Linked DNA regions of Mus musculus: region 1 is linked to region 2. The links are chromatin loops, found by intact Hi-C in ENCODE. Cell type or tissue: heart. All regions are shown on one strand. Each heading gives the region's core, and the rest is flanking DNA. Links, peaks and the distances in the headings are about the cores only. Region 1 has its middle 69 kb from the start of Ano4. Region 2 overlaps Nr1h4 (nuclear receptor subfamily 1, group H, member 4).

Region 1 (8,342 bases), core at 101-8,100, 130 kb after region 2:
GTGGTGGTAATGGTGGTAGTGGTGGTAATGGTGGTGGTGGTGGTGGTGGTGATGGTGGTGTTGGTGTTGGTGGTGGTGTTGGTGTTGGTGGTGGTGGTGGTGATGGTGGTGGTGGTGATGGTGGTGGTGGTGGTGGTGGTGGTGGTGGTGGTGGTGGTGATGGTGGTGGTGGTAATGGTGGTAGTGGTGGTAATGGTGGTAGTGGTGGTAATGGTGGTGGTGGTGGTGGTGGTGGTGATGGTGGTGGTGGTGATGGTGGTGGTGGTGGTGGTGGTGGTGGTGGTGGTGGTGGTGGTGGTGGCGGTGGTTAGAGCATGTTGTTTATCAGTGCACTGAGAGAAATTTGAGACAAAAGCATGCTAATTTGTTCACACTTTCTGTCCAGAGGTCAGAAAAAGACTGTGTTCCTCAGAGCCTCCTTGCTTAGCACAAGGGATAAATGACTTTCAAAGGCACAGTGGGGGTCAGGGAGCACTTCCTGGAACACACTGGCTTGCATAATCTGCCTTCCTTCTCCTTTGTCTCTCTTCTCAATTATTTTTCTTTCTTTTTTTTTTTCTGTATAAAAATAGTCAACAGTTTATTTGTTTTTTTCTCTTGTCATTTTTTTCCTCTTAAGACTTTTCACCAACAACTTCAATTAGAATACTGACTGTCTTGAGTATGGGCCCTTCCCACACACAGTTCATTGTCTTATCTCTCAGGCTGGCTTTGGTTATTTTTCTAGTGGAAGATTGTGGCTTCCCAGGAGGGCAAGTCTGAGCAAGTTCCTTCACTTTTTAAACCCTCAGTTTCTTAGCTGGGTAGTGGGATATGCGTACCTACCTCAAATAAAACACTGGGTGTACATGGAGCAATGACTGCTTAGCCCAATTCCTGGCAGACAACAGGTGCTAGCGTCGATCTGTTTGACTCAGTGGTTCTCAACCTGTGGGTCACGACCCCTTCGGCACTGCGGGAGGAGTTGAATGACCTTTCCACAGGGGTCGCCCAGGACCATTGGATAACACAGATATTTACGTGATCATTCATAAAGTGGAAAATTACAGTTATGAAGTAACAGCAAAAATAATTTTATGGTTGGGGGTCACCACAACACAAGGAACTGTACTAAAGGGTCACAGCGTTAGGAAGGTTGAGAACCACTTGTTTAACGTTTCTGCCTTCTCTTTCTCTTATGTTTTTGTATAATTTAATATTCCTGGTCTGTCCTGCCACAATATCCACCCTTCTGGTTTTCTTTTTAAGAGTTATGAGCTATATGAGCTATGAAAGATGGAGAAACTGCCACAGACTGGAGTAGACTGGAGAGTATCATAGCTAATGCAATCTGAGACCCTGAACCACGTTTTTTGTTTTTTTATAAATTTTCGGGAAGTCCAAGATTATCTCCAAATTAAAATTAAAATTAAAAGGTTAACTTTGCACAAGTGGGAAGCACAAGACACAAATTTATAATTAGACAAGAGTTGTAAAAAGCCATCCCAGGGACTCCTACCCAAGTCAAGTAACAAATCCTATTTGGCAAGACCTAGCCATGTCCTAGACCTTCTCATAACTTAAACTCTTCTTTCCCAATCACTGTGCAGCTCACTGTAGTGGTAATCATTTTTGTTACTCTTACGTGCAGTTTTACTGTCCATATTATGAATCCATGAGTAATGTAAGTTTGTTCTGTTTTTATTCAAGTGGTTTTGATTGTGTGTTCGTCTGTGTGTGTGTGTGTGTGTGTGTGTGTGTGTGTGTGTGTGTGTGTGTGTGTGTGTGTGCAGGCCAGAGGACACTCTCATGGGTTGCTCACCTTTGGGTACTTGCGGAGCAGGCTAGGCCGGCTAGCCAGTGAGCCCCACGACCTGCACTCTCCACCTCTCTCTTCCTCTCACTGGGATCACACAGGACAGCACCATGCAAGCCTTTGCTTGTTCGTTGTATAACGAGTTCTGGGAATCAGACTCAGCACTTGAAAAGCACTTTCCTGACGGAGATGCCATCCCAGCCCTCTTGTTCAAGTCTTCGTAACTAGAATCACATGCATTGCTCCTTGTTGGATTTTTTTTTTTATTCAACCTTATGTGAATGAGATTAACCCATGATACTTTGTGAAGATTTGTTTTCTTTCTTATATAGTATTCTGCATTATAGATATGCCTGTTCTTTTAAAACAATAGAAAAAGAAGGATAGTTGATACCAAGTGGGTGTTTTGTGCTGCTAGACGTGGCTGTAGAAAGACTTTATTATTAACTGGTTTAATGTTCACATAATAAGTTTAGTGCCTTTATTATTTCCATTCCCCTATACAAAGAAACAAAGACCAATAGACAAATAACAGGCTCAAGACATGCCCAGGTGTCTTATATATATTGTTATATACAATATATAAATCCTGAGATCATACTCCAATATAATACTATATATATCTCCAGGATCTACAGACTTCATTGATTTCATTCAGTTTCAAGATTCCCCTCTGGCTACACGATATTCTCATTTCACCAAAATTGGTCCCTCAAGGACTAAATCAATATTAAGGCTGTCCTGAAATGTCTGGTTTAAGAGCCACACATAAGCTTTTGATTGATGTTTTCTGTTTGAGGCCCACAAGTGTGTGCACCTTTCTCCACATGGTTTCCTTGTGTCACAGATTGCCACACCTCCTGTGCCTTTGCAGCCCTGACTTAGCACTGAGAGCAGAGGGGTTTTGCCGCTTCGGTTTACCCACAACCCCTTCCTAGACAACTGCTTCCGATTCAAGCGTCCTACTTTACTACTGACTCCTAGTCTTCGATAAGCATTTCTCTTTTGTGCCTGTTCTTCCTGCTCATCCACGGCCGCCTATCACTAACAGATGCTTTCTCTCTGTTGTGTGCATTTCCCATGCCTTTAACCCTGCCCCCTAAAGATCTCCTTTCCAGCATCTTCTAAAGGCAGACTGTTAATGAAAGCTTTAGAGAGAATCGAGAATGGCGACTTTGGAGCAGGTAGACTCATTGGCTATGCTTTAGATCTGAATTGGTCGATCCAACACATTCCACATAGACTGACTTATGTGCCAGGGGTACATTTCCTGTGGCTGATCTTATGCTGTATCTTAACTCCCTATCCTTGAGATTAGCCTTATGACCACCATGTTCAGGTGGAGACCAATACTGAAAGGAATTAAGCAAGTTAAAGAACTTACATTAAACAAAGCTGGCCTATTTCTTGTCTGTGACCACAACCTCTTTATAACTAGGAAGAAGTAAAAGCAGCCGTGTGTGTGTGTGTGTGTGTGTGTGTGTGTGTGTGTGTGTGTATGTACCTCCTTTAACTTTTTTTCCCCTTTTGTCTTGCTTTAAATCAGTGAACATTGTTATGTTTGGGTCTGCCCTTGACAATCTCAGGGATTGCTGGTGTGCAAAAGTACCCACAACCTTGAGTGCTTGGTGCCTGTGACCCATCGGATGAGTCTGAGAGGCACCTTTGTCACAGACGCAGAGCTGCCTTTGTTGTTATTATAGTTTCAGTCATAAGCTTACATCGTAGTCATGGTAACCACGAGTTGGTATTAACCTTCTTCTTGTCTTGCTTTCTTAACAGACAAAGATGTGAGCAGTGGGAGTTATAACCTGTCCTCTGCGACCACGGGCAGCTACTACAGCTGTGTCAGCCAGATCACCATAGGTGAGCAATTGCAGCGACTGTCGTGTAACACGCTTAACCTGAGTGGGAAGGCGGCTTAGGAAGGAACAAGGAGAAAAATACCTATGAAAGAATTGGTTTTCAGAACCACAGCAGTTGCTGCTGGTGGGTTCTCGTCCTGGGGCGCCCTCTTGTGGATTTTTGCTGCTATTGGAAGGAGTCGTGTAACTAGCCTATAGCGAATGGGTCTTTTCCTGCTTCAGTGCTCGCCTTAGCTCTTTCATTGGTGTGTTATCTGAACTGTGATGCACTTAATATCACAATCAAGTTCTTCTGTAATATCTGTGGAGAATTATTAAATATTCTTTCAGGAAGAAACCTCCTGGTAACTGCAAATAGAAAACGAATGTTATGTAAAGTACAGAAAATTTTGTCCACCAAATTTTGTCCACTTGGAGGGAAGGAGTACCTTTCCTGTCTGAAGAGTGTGTGAAGCAGATGTTAGTGTGCTGCTAAAATCCAAAGTCAGACTTTCCTTATTGGGATCTGAATGAACCAAGGAGAACCAGACAGACATAACATTTCCCACCCTCTCGGATGCCCTTCTGCACGTATTACGCCTTGGTCGTCCTTCAAGGCATTCTGCTGTCTAAAGAATCCCATGTGTACTAGCCACCCTGTCCCTCCCTTCTCTGAAACAACATTGCCACTCCCTACAGTATGTGACATTGGAAATGTCCTCATATTGGGGCATGCAGTCCTCTCACACACCCCACCCCAGCCCTGTCTCATGCAGGAAGCCCGTGAACTGCAACAAAAGGGCAGAGCACACCTGCACTCTCTCCTACTTTCTTCCCTACCCAAGCTTAAATGTATTTACTGTGTCCAGATAGGGAAGAGTAACATAACCTTCTTTGTTTTTCTGCCTGTTGAGTCTATTCTCTCCCACTTCTTTCAAAACTTTCCTGAGTCCAGAATCGTAGGCAGTGACTTACAAACAATTTGGTGGTGACCACAGCTAATATTTATTTTGTATTCATGCGCTGCTGTTGGCTCTCTATTTAATCCATTTTACTAGACAGGAACTCTGTGAGATGGCACCAGTATTTCTTCATCATACAGATTAGGGGACTTGACTTCTTTTTGTTATTGATATGATCAGGGTTCCAGTATAGGTCTCTTAGACTACAACCCATGCCTTGGGACTCCAGAATGTGGCTTCTTTAACTGCCATAGCAGGGAGCTCTGTCAAATAATGACGGGCCTGTAAAATGCATTTGAATTCTTTTGATTATAAAGTCGCAAAAGTATATTTGAGCAGAAAACTACACATGGGCACCTTCTATTTGAAATACCCATTAAAAACCACATTGGATTTAAAATGCCACCAAGCAAAATGGACCCCAATTCCCTGATTAGTTTACTAAAAAATGTCCTGTGACTGCCGGGATTGCTGCTTGCAAGACAATGTGCTATTAGTTTCAGTGGGACGATCTTTGACCCTGACATCGTACTTCTGGGTATTTTATAAAGTGTCTGCACTGCCATCACCTCTGTCTAATTTACTCTGAAGTCCGTTGCTGCTCACTGGTACGAGGTCTCTGGATCTTTACATGGTGTGAGTACGCTCTGACATATCCACTTTTTTCAACTCTCATGAAGTCTGTGGGTTGGTATCACTCTGTTCGAACACCAAAGCAGACTCAAGCATTAAAACTAAATGGGAGAACTTGGTTCAGAGTATTATTTTTTAAGTGATTAATTTTAAAATGAAGAGTAATGACATTTAAAAATAATCCTCTGGAGTTCACCCATCAGAGCCCGTTTGAAAATATCAAACACTTAAGATCTTTTTGGAAATATTTGTCAAGCAGGGGGAGGCCATAGAGGGAGGGCCTGCAGTAAGGCATTGAGAAGCTTGAATGACCAGCATGGATGAGAGACTATTCTGAGACGATTCTGTGTTTCCTGTGGGAGATTCTAGTGTGTTATGCAAGTCAGTGGCTCTGAGTAGAGTCACTGACATGAGACAGTAACAAAGCCAAAAAAGTGGGGTCAGGAGGCACATTGGAGGGTGAAGGACGGGTTAGTGGGCTAGAATGGTCATTGACTGCATCTGAGGGTAGACAAGAGTGCTCTGAGGCTTTGAGTCAGGTTGCCAATGAGTCTAGCCACTGTCAGAAATATGTAAGTTAGGAAAAGGGTACAGCCAATATAGTTTGGACATGCTGGGGTGTGGCCCATAAAGCTTGGCTATGAGGTAATGCATGGGACTCCTTAAAATCTCTTGAAGGAAATTGGAATTGTGGGTAGAATGGTCAGAGGCTACAGTCAGAGGCACTGCCTGCATGGAGAGGTTGGGTATGTCTTTGGGATTGCCTGAGATCCTGAGAGTGAGAGCCACTACATTCTGTGTTTAGAGAGCCAAGAAGTCTTTGAGGGGAACCCAGTTAGGAGAGAAAGACAGACAAAGGGAAGGGAGTTAGACAAACATGATTCTCGAAAATCAGAGCAACTCAAGCTCAAAGTCGACCCTGAGGGCCCCTATATAAGACTCACATTGCAGAGTTTGGTGTAAGGAGCTGTGGGGCAGCATGGGCTGAATGACAAAATCCCCAGTGAAACTGGAGGGAGGCCGAGTAGTAGTGATATAGTAGGAGACCCAATGGGGGAAGGTGTTCCCTAAGTGCCATTCTGAGGACTCTTTCTGTATTTACTCACTTCATGCTAACCAAGGTCCTGAGGTAAATATGATTACAGCCTTTACTTTATAGGTGGGGAAACCAAGACCCTGGGAGGTTAAGCAATTGACTCTGGACTCATTGGTAGTAAGAACTAGGGTTTGAGAACAGGCAGCCTTGATTCTGTTGGATGGCTTTCCTGTTACCTGGCAACTTGCACACAGAGACAAATGCTCTTTCTCTATCCAGAAGCTGTACCTACCATGTCAGGATATGTGAGTTAAACTGGATCTTCCAAAGGCGTCTCGAGTCTTCAGTACCTGAGAATCAAGTTAAGATGACACCATACTTGCTTAATCCACCAGTATGCCTGTAATGAGAAGGGGTAGAGAAACACACAGGGACAATGCCATGTGGCAGTGGGATAAGATGTCTATCAGCTGAGGAATAGCAATGAATTCTAGGAACATAGGAACCCAAGAAAAAAGCAAAGACTAGATTCACCGGTGGAACCATCAGAGGCTGTGTGACCCTTGTGACACATCACTTTCGACTTCTGCTTTCCAGAACTGTGAAACAATACATTTCTGTTATGTTTTTTACAAGAGTTCTTACAAATCTAACCTCTGAAAGGGAGGTGGGGACAGGGAATGCTTAGTTTTCTAAGGTGACAATATAACCAAACTCCTAATTCAGTTCCCCGATTGGCCAAGACCGTAGGGAGCTTATTCTTTAACCAACAGAAGACCAGAGGCAGAGTTGTTCTGAGCTGTTGTGAGAGGCCTTCTCCCCTCCACTTTCCTGGTGGCATATTCTCATAGTGGCGGCCACAATGAGGAAAAGGAATGCACTGTCTTCTTAGGCCTCCACTAGTGGAGAGCCTTTCCCCTGAAGAGCTTCAGGAGACCTGACTTGCATCCACAGGTTTAAGGGGTCCCATGACCATCCCTGAGTCAACCAACTGACCGTGTACCTATCAGGGCCACTTGAGGGTCTGGACAAGTGAAATTAAATCAGCTGTTGTGAGTTGCTGTCCCCAGGACTCCTCGGGGTTGGGGCAGAAAACAATGTCAAAGCTGTTCAAGGAAGGAAGGCCATGAGGTTCTGCAGAGGGAACAGGCAGCATCCATTTCCCACAATCTATCCAAAGACTTGGTAATAAAAAGCTTTTGGTGACATTCATGGCAAACGCAGAAAATAGAAAAACAATGTAGACACTCAGGGCTAGAGTGAGGGCACCTTCCTATGGATCATTTAAGGAGCTGTTTGAACAGTTCTTTGCTTTCTTGTATCCCTTACATTCATCCTCTTAGAGAGGTTCTCAACCTATGGGTTGTGACCCCTTGGGGTCGAATGACCCTTTCACAAGGTTGGCCTAAGACCATCAGAAATCACATTACGATTCATAACAATAGCAACATTACAGTTACAAAGTAGCAACAAAAGTAGTTTTTTGGTTGGGGGTCACCACAACATGAGGAGCTGTATTAAAGGGTCACAGCCTTAGGAAGGTTGGGAGCCACTGTTTTAGATAACAGTCATCCTGTATGTGAGGGATTCTAAGATACAGGGCTTGTATAGATTAATCCTTACATGAGCTGCAGAAGTAGAGGTATAGGAAGGATCTGAGGCATAGACAAACCACTCTTTCAAAGTCCTTCAATATGTTTTGGCTCTTGGCTGACTCCCTATTGTATGGTAGCTCTTATCCATGTGTTAGAGCTGTCAGAACCTCAGAGGTGAGTACCATCAATTTTCTTCCAAAGACTGATGACAGCACCGGGTGTGCCTTCTATGGTCCCCTTCAGTTTTGAGTCTGTCAAGTGACAATGTTGATGTTGAACCTAAAGCCAGCCGAGATACCTGTTGCTACCTTTCTCCCTTAGTGGACTGACGTTGTGGGGGTAGGGTGGGGGTGGGAAGCATGAGCCTGCCACCAGCGGGACATCCTGTTGCTTGATTCTGGGATGCCAGCTGTTCCTTTGGTTGGCCGTTCCCTCAAAATACTTTGACCTCATTGCTACTTTTAAATTTGAGTGTCC
Region 2 (8,342 bases), core at 258-8,257:
TCTGTTACGGAAACAAGAGCAACAGTGGCTGGACCTTGATCTGGGGCAAACTAAACTTTAGGATCTCAGAGGAGTTGTCATTTGTTCCCTGGGAACACACCAGGGTATGGAGAACTTAGTCTGAAAACGATGTTGAAGGCATCCATAGGATTGGATGCCGTGTTCAGGTATACAGTTAACCTCTGTGTTATTGCGAAGGTGTCATTTCTAGGAAAAATTAAAATTAAATCGTTTGAACAAATAGCATCTGTTTAAATACGATGCCCAGTCTATCTTATCAACAGCAATAAATCACACAAAGCCATCAAGAGTCGTGGGAAATACAGCTTCCATGGTACACATTCTTGCATGTAATACGTATTCCACACACAAAGTAACTGCCTGCTTTTATTTCTGATTAATACTAGGAATCCCATCAGGAAAGAAACGGTTCATTATTTTAAAAAGCACAGTGATAGAGCACTCGCCTAGCAGCCCTGAGGCCCCAGGTTTGATCCCCAGAACAGAACAAAGAGAAAGAAAGCATAGTGATGTTCTACTATGGGTCATTCTTTCAGATAGCGTTTCTGATCCTTGAAAAACCAATTTGTCTATCACAGAGCCCCCATCGCGCTCCCCCTTAAAGGGAAACCAAAAAACAAAGGTGCGTAAGTAAGCTGATTTTCTTTTAAGGTTCAAACTTTTTCAGACAGCCTCGGTGGTTGAGTTAGAAAATAGCGCTCTCTTGTGGCCAATGTTGAGACAACTGGTCCTAAGAGTGAAAACACTAAACCAATTCAATCACGTTATAGAGAGGGAAGCCGGAAAACGGGGAAGAGCTGCCCCCTTCAGGATGATGTTATTACACTTTTATACTGGAAACTGCTGGCTTTTGAAACACTCTTGGTGTTTATGTTACTGTCCTTAGTAAAATTGTCGATTCTGAATCCCAGAGAAGACTCACCCTTGATCTGACTTGTAGGAAAAATAATTTTGAAAACGCATATTATTTATTATCTACATTTTTCTCAACCCCGGGCTTCAACACATACAAAAGGAAACAATCATAGCAAGCATTTTAACTTATTTTTTCCCCCAGACTTCATCAACTATAATTAACTGGTGGAGGCAGCTTCACTGGAGGCTGAAAATTTAAAGGGATGAGCAAGCTAGGCAATTTGGCAATCGAAGATGAATTCTAAATACTGAACATCTTCAGATTTCATTGATTTGGATAGTATCTCTAAATCCCATGGCATTTAAAATGATGGCCCAGGACCTGTGAAATGGTTCAGCAGGTGAAGGTGCTTGCCAAAAATCTTCATCGTCTGAGTTCGATCCCAGGAGCGAAGGAGGTGGAGGGAATGAGCCCACTCCTAGACACTGTGCGGTGATCTCCACATATGTGCGGCATGCATGTGTATATACTCACATAAGCAAACAGCGGTATTTTTGTGACTTCGTAACTCAGGGCTTATTCTGCTTTGCATTCTAGCCGTTTGTGCTCTGGTTTACACGCTCCGAGGAAACAAGTTACGTTCGCTTCGTGAGACATTTGCTCACAGATCAGTACTCTCGAAAGCCACTTCCTGGGACGAATTGGCCATTCATAAATAAGCCAGTGATTCAAAATAATAAAAACAAAATTGCTCATTCATACGCTGAGTCCTTCAAAGTGACCAAAAGTATGTGTGGCCACTGGCAAACAGAATGGGTAATTCTCTAACAAATACATCCAGACAGGACACGCCTCTCTGTGACATTTCTTTACCCAGTCTTTAGTCTATTTAATGATGTATGCAGATGCTGACATGGGAGATACAGCAGTGGGAAGTAGAAAGTGTACTCATGTGCACACATACTGGTAAAAACATGAATATGCTTTGGCTAGAAACAGATTAGCCGTACCAGGTAATTCAAATGCGCCAGGTTTGGAGGCATATGCCTTTAATCCTAGCACTCGAAAGGCAGAGGCAGGAGGATCACTGTGAGTTTGAGGCCAGCTTGGTCTACAGAGTGAATTCTAGGACAGCCAAGGCTACCCAGAGAGACACTGTCTCAAACCCCTCTCCCCTCCAAACTTAAAATGTATTTTGAAGAAATTTCAATAAAAATGAATTGTTCCACAGAAATCTGTTCGGCAAGTTAAAAACTTTCAGGAATTTACTGAGATTCTCTCTAAACACAGAATAAAGTAAGGTTGTGGGCCAACTGTGCATTTTAGGTGATCTTTCCCTACGGGTGCAGACCCTGAATATGGAAGGGCCTGAAGACGGCCTTCCTTGACTTTAGACGATGTCTTGCTACATGCCTTGGACCACCCATTGACTTCAACATCCCCCTACCTCAGTCTCTCAAGTGCTGGGATTTACAGCTAAGACGACTAAAAATTTAAAGGTAAAATAGAATATTTTACCTTTTAGGAAAGAAAAATTACAAATCTTTGTTTTGGTTTAATGTCCAGAAAAATCCTGAGGCAAGTCACTGATCAGATAACCACCCCCAGGAGGAAGAAAAATGATCTTTTCACTTGGGGTGTGGCACATGCCTTTAATCCCCACCCTTGGGTGGCAGAGGCCAGCCTGGTTTACACAGTGAGTTCCAGGACAGCCAGGGCTACATAGAGAGGCCCTGTGTCCAAAACCAAAATATGAATTTTTTTCTTGTAAAACACACACACACACACACACACACACACACACACACACGCACACACGCACACGCGTGCACACACAACACTGGCCTGGCAAGGTGGCTCTTGCTGCAGAGCCCGATGGCCTACGTTTGATCCCTAGGACCCACACGGTGGAAGGAACTGACTCCCAAGAGCTGTTTCCTGACCACCACCACCACTCCCATGGGCACTGCGGCACAGCCCCCAACACACATGAAACTAAAACAAACAAATAAAAAATATCTTTGTAAAGGCAGAGGGACACACATCTAATCTAGACTAAAACTGACTGAGGTCGCGATGAATTAATTTGTTAATGCAATTCATCTGCTTAACAATGGTAAATGTTCATTTTTATTTTTGTGGTACTGAGGATTAGACCCAGAAACTACCATTTCCTAGGCAAGTGCTTGCCCCAGCTCTGTTTTGACTGTTTTTGGAAACTTATTTTTACTTATTTAATTTTTTGAGAATTGTATACACGAGTAGTGTATTTACATCACCCCCTCCCCCAACTCCTCCTGTGTTCCACTCTTGAACACCAGAACTCTTCTTTCATATCTACTGCATCCATTCAGTATTGCTCCTATGTGTATAGGTTTAGGGCTGACCACGTGGGATTAGATAGCCTATCAGGGGGCTCATTCCTGGAGAAAATGGATTCTCCCTCTTACCAGCCATTGATTTCCCCCAACTCTCCATCCAGGGCTGGAGACTTGGGAAGTTTCCCCCATCCATGTTGGCTTACCCACTGATTACTATGCAGAACTCATGTGGGCAGCCATAGTGTTCAGATGGCATGGCTGTAGTGCCTGACACATCTAGGGGCACTATCTTAAAGCTGACACTCTGGTCCCCTGGCACTTGTAATTTCCCTGAGCCTTAGGTGCCGGGGTGATGTTGCAGAAGTAACACCTGCGACCCGGCTCTCCACAGTCATGTACTCTGCACTTTGACCAGTTGTAGATCTCTGTAGTAGCTTTCAGGTCTCACTGGGTGGCCAGCTATCCTTGAACTTGCTCTGTAGCTTAGGCAGGGCTATCCTCCTCCCTCCGACTCCCAGTTAAATGGAATTACAGGCCTGCCCCACCGTTGAGGGCTTACTGGGAGGTTTGCAGGTTTGCAAGAAAATACTCTCTGTATTCTCTTATGCAATACTGTATGAGTCAGATGTCAAAGTCAAGAGTTGACTCATATTCTCTAACCCTATGTTGGAAGCATTGGGCAGCATTCCCAGGTTCCTGCTTCAGTCCTTGAATGTTGTATCTCATCTGGTCATGGGTAGTTCTGCAGCAGCTCGATAAAGGGCACTCTTCCATGTGATGTAATCTCCCACTTGTTAAACAAAGACTTAGCTGTTAAGAGAATCCACTGGGGTCAGACACATAATCAAAGGATGGGGGGAGAGGGTAGTGGTGTGTGGTGTGTTGAATCTCTGGGAGAGGCTAAGGACTCAATTTGGAAGAGATTTCAAGCTCGTCTAAGGGAGGCTTTCACTTGCTGACAAACTGACTTGATAAGGTGTACAAGGTGGTAGTCATACTCTTAAGCATCGGGAGTCCAACCCTATTCTGATTTGTTCAGCAAGAATTCTGTGGCTCTAGACTTGGCTTAGAAAGGAAGAAAGCAATGGATTCTCAGGTGGCACAATCTTGGGAGTGTGGTCCTCATCTCCACTCATCAGCTAGTCATATCTCTCCTGTCTCCTTGATTCCCTAACCAGTCCTTCTTCTGGAATGAGACCATGTGTAGTGCATGCTCCAAACTAATATTAGAGTAAGACAACACACGTTGTCTTAAATTATAAACAAGAATAAAGTTCAAAGGGAATGAGGGGGCTCCAAGCAGAGACAGCCGTGGGTGTACAGACACTGGGAAAATGGGATTGCCGAGGGAAACTGTGTGATGGAAAAGCAGGGGAAACTGAGTCAAAGCCTGCCAACTTTGGCTCAAGTCATGGCACTGCCTCTCACCAGCTCTGTCTCTTTGGGCAGCTTACTGACTTTTCTGTATCTAGCTAGTACAGTAGTTATTAACCTGCCTATTGCATAGCAGATAGCCTGGGTAGCAGCTATTCACATTACAGTTCATAACAGTCGCAAAAATTACATTTCTGAAGTAGAGACAAAATAATTTTATGGTGGTGGTGGGGGTCACCACAACACAAGGAACTGTACTAAAAGTTCGAAGCCTCAGGAAGGCAGAGAACTGCTGGTCTAGAGGGAGTTTAGAAAACTTGATGAAGAAACAGCAGGAAATGAGTGGATTTGGAGGAAGGGGAGAGGGTTTGGGTTTCCCCTGGTGTCTTTGGTATTTGACATAGCGGGATTGAAAGGAGTGGCCAAATGTACCTGTCACGGAGTGTAGTGCGCGTTAGGACCTGGTAAATACTGACTCAGTGTGCTACAGTCCCTGATGGTGACAGAGGCGGAGGTCCCCATTTAAAAGAAAAGCATGCATATGGCAGAAGCCATCGAAAGGTTCTGAAGGTGTGGAACAAGTGAGGAGAATGTATGGGATTTCAAGTTCATGGGGGCCAGTCATTTATCTGGGTAGAGAATGGGTTAAAGAGAGGTAAACAAGACAGGGAGATGAATGAGAAAGCAGTTGCTATATGCCAGATAAAGGGAGGTGACTGGGTGATACTCACTCAGTACCAAGAGCTACGGGAGGTAAGGCACCCTGGGGTGAAGAGAAGCAGTGAGACCCACAGGCCCGCACACCAGAATGTCAGCCTGGACAACTGGGTGCTAAGGATGTCCACCACTGAAAATGGAGAATCCAGATGTGGGCTAGGAGAAAGTCAGGAGGTTTGGTCCATATCTGGAATCTTTCATATTTGACATACCAAGTTTGAAAAAAGGGACCCTCCTATTGATAAGTGGATGGCAGGCAATGGGTGCTTCAGGTAAATCCAAACCCATTCATAAGAACTCTGGCCAACTTACTCAGTGAGGTTGTTTATGCTTCTGAACAGAGGCATAACTATGCTTTGTTCATTATTAATCTTATTCTCTATCTTGAATTATCTATTGATATTGTTTAAAGTAACACGTTCCCCACCCAGAAAATGGTGCAATTATGGGAATTCTTCTAACCCACCAATACTATCTTTTATCATTACACACTGGCGGGTGAACAAAGACAAATGCATCCAACAGGAGGCTGTCCTTTGAAGATTCTGCTTACTGGTCTTCTTATCACGCACTGCCTTTGGCTGAGATGTATAATTTAGTATAACTAAATGATTGGGTGTGAATGGAGACAAATGTGAATGGTCACAGGTTCCTGGCTTTCATCATTACATCATTAGATCTTTGATCTTTAGAATCCACGTGAAGGAGAGGACCAATGCCACAAAATTGTACCCTGACCTCTACATGCACACACACGTTCACACACACATGCATGCACACATACATGCATGCACACACACACTTGCTACAATAGTGAAAGCTAGAATTAAAATCCTGTTATTGTAACTGCTCTTTTTGAACTTTCCTACATAGGTATCTCTGATGAGTATATAACCCCGATGTTCAGTTTCTATAAAAGTGTTGGAGAACTCAAAATGACTCAGGAGGAGTACGCTCTGCTCACAGCGATCGTCATCCTCTCTCCAGGTAATAATGCTGTCATAATTATGAAAATAATGTTGGTATTTTCATACTGTTTGCTTCTTTCTCAGCATAGTCATGATGATGATGTGGATTAGAGAAAATATGGAAAATACAGAGACACAAAAAGTGGCCCACAATTCTACCACTCAAATAGAACATTATTATTATCTTAATATACTTTCAGTTAATATCGAAAAAAATTGCCCTCATGGTTCCAATAACTACCCATTCAACACCTCCTACACAGTGAATATGGCTCTAAACTTTAGGGATAAATTGAATAGCGCTCCTACGAGGTCATTGTTCTAGACAAGTGAGGAAGATGACAAAATTGCTACAAAGTATGTAATAATAATAGACAACCCCAGTGACCCGTGCCTGTAATGTCTGTACTTGGCTGATTGGAGGAAGAGTACAAATTTGAGCTCAGCCTGGGCTATATAGTGAGAATTCATCTCAAAAAACTTACAGTGATGAGGCTAGATGGGAAGGAAGTGGGAAGAGAATGGAAGTTCATTAGTTGTCAGGGAGGGCTCTAAGGAGAGTCACTTGTGCAGGAACATCAAAGACATGGCATACATTGTAACATTGGAGAGACTGATACTTGTGCTGGGATATCAAAGACATGGTATACATTGTAACATAGCAGAGATCCGGCTATCCTTTAGAAAACTCTTTACAGGGCTCTTGTTAAAAGTTATGATGTTCCACTGTATGACTGCTCTTCAAAAACATACTTAATAATCACTGATTGTGTAATTATATGCTTCTAATTTTATTATTGTTTTGAAAATTGTGGACCTGAATATCTCTCTGCAAAAAAAAAAAATCTATTTTCAAAGTTGACTTTAATAATTTGGGTGAAAGTACTACTGCATTTGTCGTTTGTAAACCATACCATGCTAGCCTTAGATGATTTTTTATTTATGATAAATAGGCAGTTGCTAGTTGATATTCTTTGGGCATTAATAATTATGATTGAGGGGAGAAAAAAACCATTTGGCAGAGCCACCTGGCATTACACATGCAGATCCCCTATGGCCCAGGTAGTCTGGGAATGTTCCCCTGAGATAGGATGCCTATACCTGTTGTGTGGGTTTCCTTCAATGACTTTGATTGGGAAGGACGTTTAGGGGGAATTCTGGGAGCATTGGTGTTCCCTTTCTTGGTCTTCATGTAAGTCCATTGTACACATGTGTGTATATACTTTTTATATGTGTAGATATGAGTGTATGTACATGCAAATAATTTAAATTATATTGAAAATGTTGTACACTATATATGTGTGTATATATATATTTATATGTGTATATAAATACACACATTTTAATACACACAATTTCTCTGGCTCAGGGAAATTACAAGAGCCAGGGGACCAGAATGTCAGATTCAAGATAATGTCTCCTAGATGTGTCAGACACTACAGCCATGCCATCTCAACACTATGGCTGCCCACAGGAGCTCTGCATAGTAATCAGTGGATAAGCCAACATTTAAAGAAGCGTAGCCATTGCCATAATTACCCCTGATTACTTTTTTTTAAACTTTCTTTAATCTTGCTATTTTCTTGAAACCCCCCACATAGACAGACAATACATCAAGGACAGAGAGGCGGTGGAGAAGCTGCAGGAGCCCCTGCTTGATGTGCTACAAAAGCTGTGCAAGATGTACCAGCCTGAGAACCCGCAGCATTTCGCCTGCCTCCTGGGTCGCCTGACGGAACTCCGGACATTCAACCATCACCACGCTGAGATGCTGATGTCTTGGAGAGTGAATGATCACAAGTTCACCCCGCTCCTCTGTGAGATCTGGGATGTGCAGTGATGGACACCAGTGGGGCTGGCTCCTTGTCCTCCTCGGAACAGAAACCTTGTTTCGTTTGTACCTGGTTTCACTCAAGAATCTCAATGAATATTTATGTGGCAATTATACACCTCCCACGGTTGTAAATACAGACTAGATAGAACTGCTTTCCCCACACTGTATTTTACAAGGCTTCAGGAAACCCCACTGGCATGCCCTTTTGGCCTAATTAAATCAATTGTTACTTCAATTCTATCTACTGAGCT

The links. Hi-C counts contacts between places; a loop is a spot of excess contacts. Peaks named below come from ENCODE experiments on the same cell type or tissue, not always from the same donor. Only the 100,000 strongest peaks of a DNase experiment are listed, where the experiment ranks them.
Region 1: it touches region 2 in a loop (2.9-fold over the local background); 9 of 42 quality-filtered maps call a loop at or near these places.

What each region holds. Positions count from the first base shown.
Region 1 is chr10:89,322,569-89,330,910 of GRCm38, reverse strand. It overlaps a transcript of Ano4 not described here. Among named protein-coding and RNA genes, the nearest start is that of Ano4, 69 kb to the right of the region's middle. In heart, for the core only: a CTCF peak has its summit at 3,809 (motif pointing left); no DNase peak of the experiment used is centred there.
Region 2 is chr10:89,454,465-89,462,806 of GRCm38, reverse strand. Nr1h4 (nuclear receptor subfamily 1, group H, member 4) reads left to right here. Exons shown (of 9, transcript NM_009108.2): 8 at 6,163-6,276; 9 at 7,859-8,342. The coding sequence ends at 8,097. Among named protein-coding and RNA genes, the nearest start is that of Gas2l3, 15 kb to the right of the region's middle. In heart, for the core only: a CTCF peak has its summit at 758 (motif pointing left); DNase peaks (open chromatin) are centred at 736 and 3,936; H3K27me3 peaks cover 362 bases.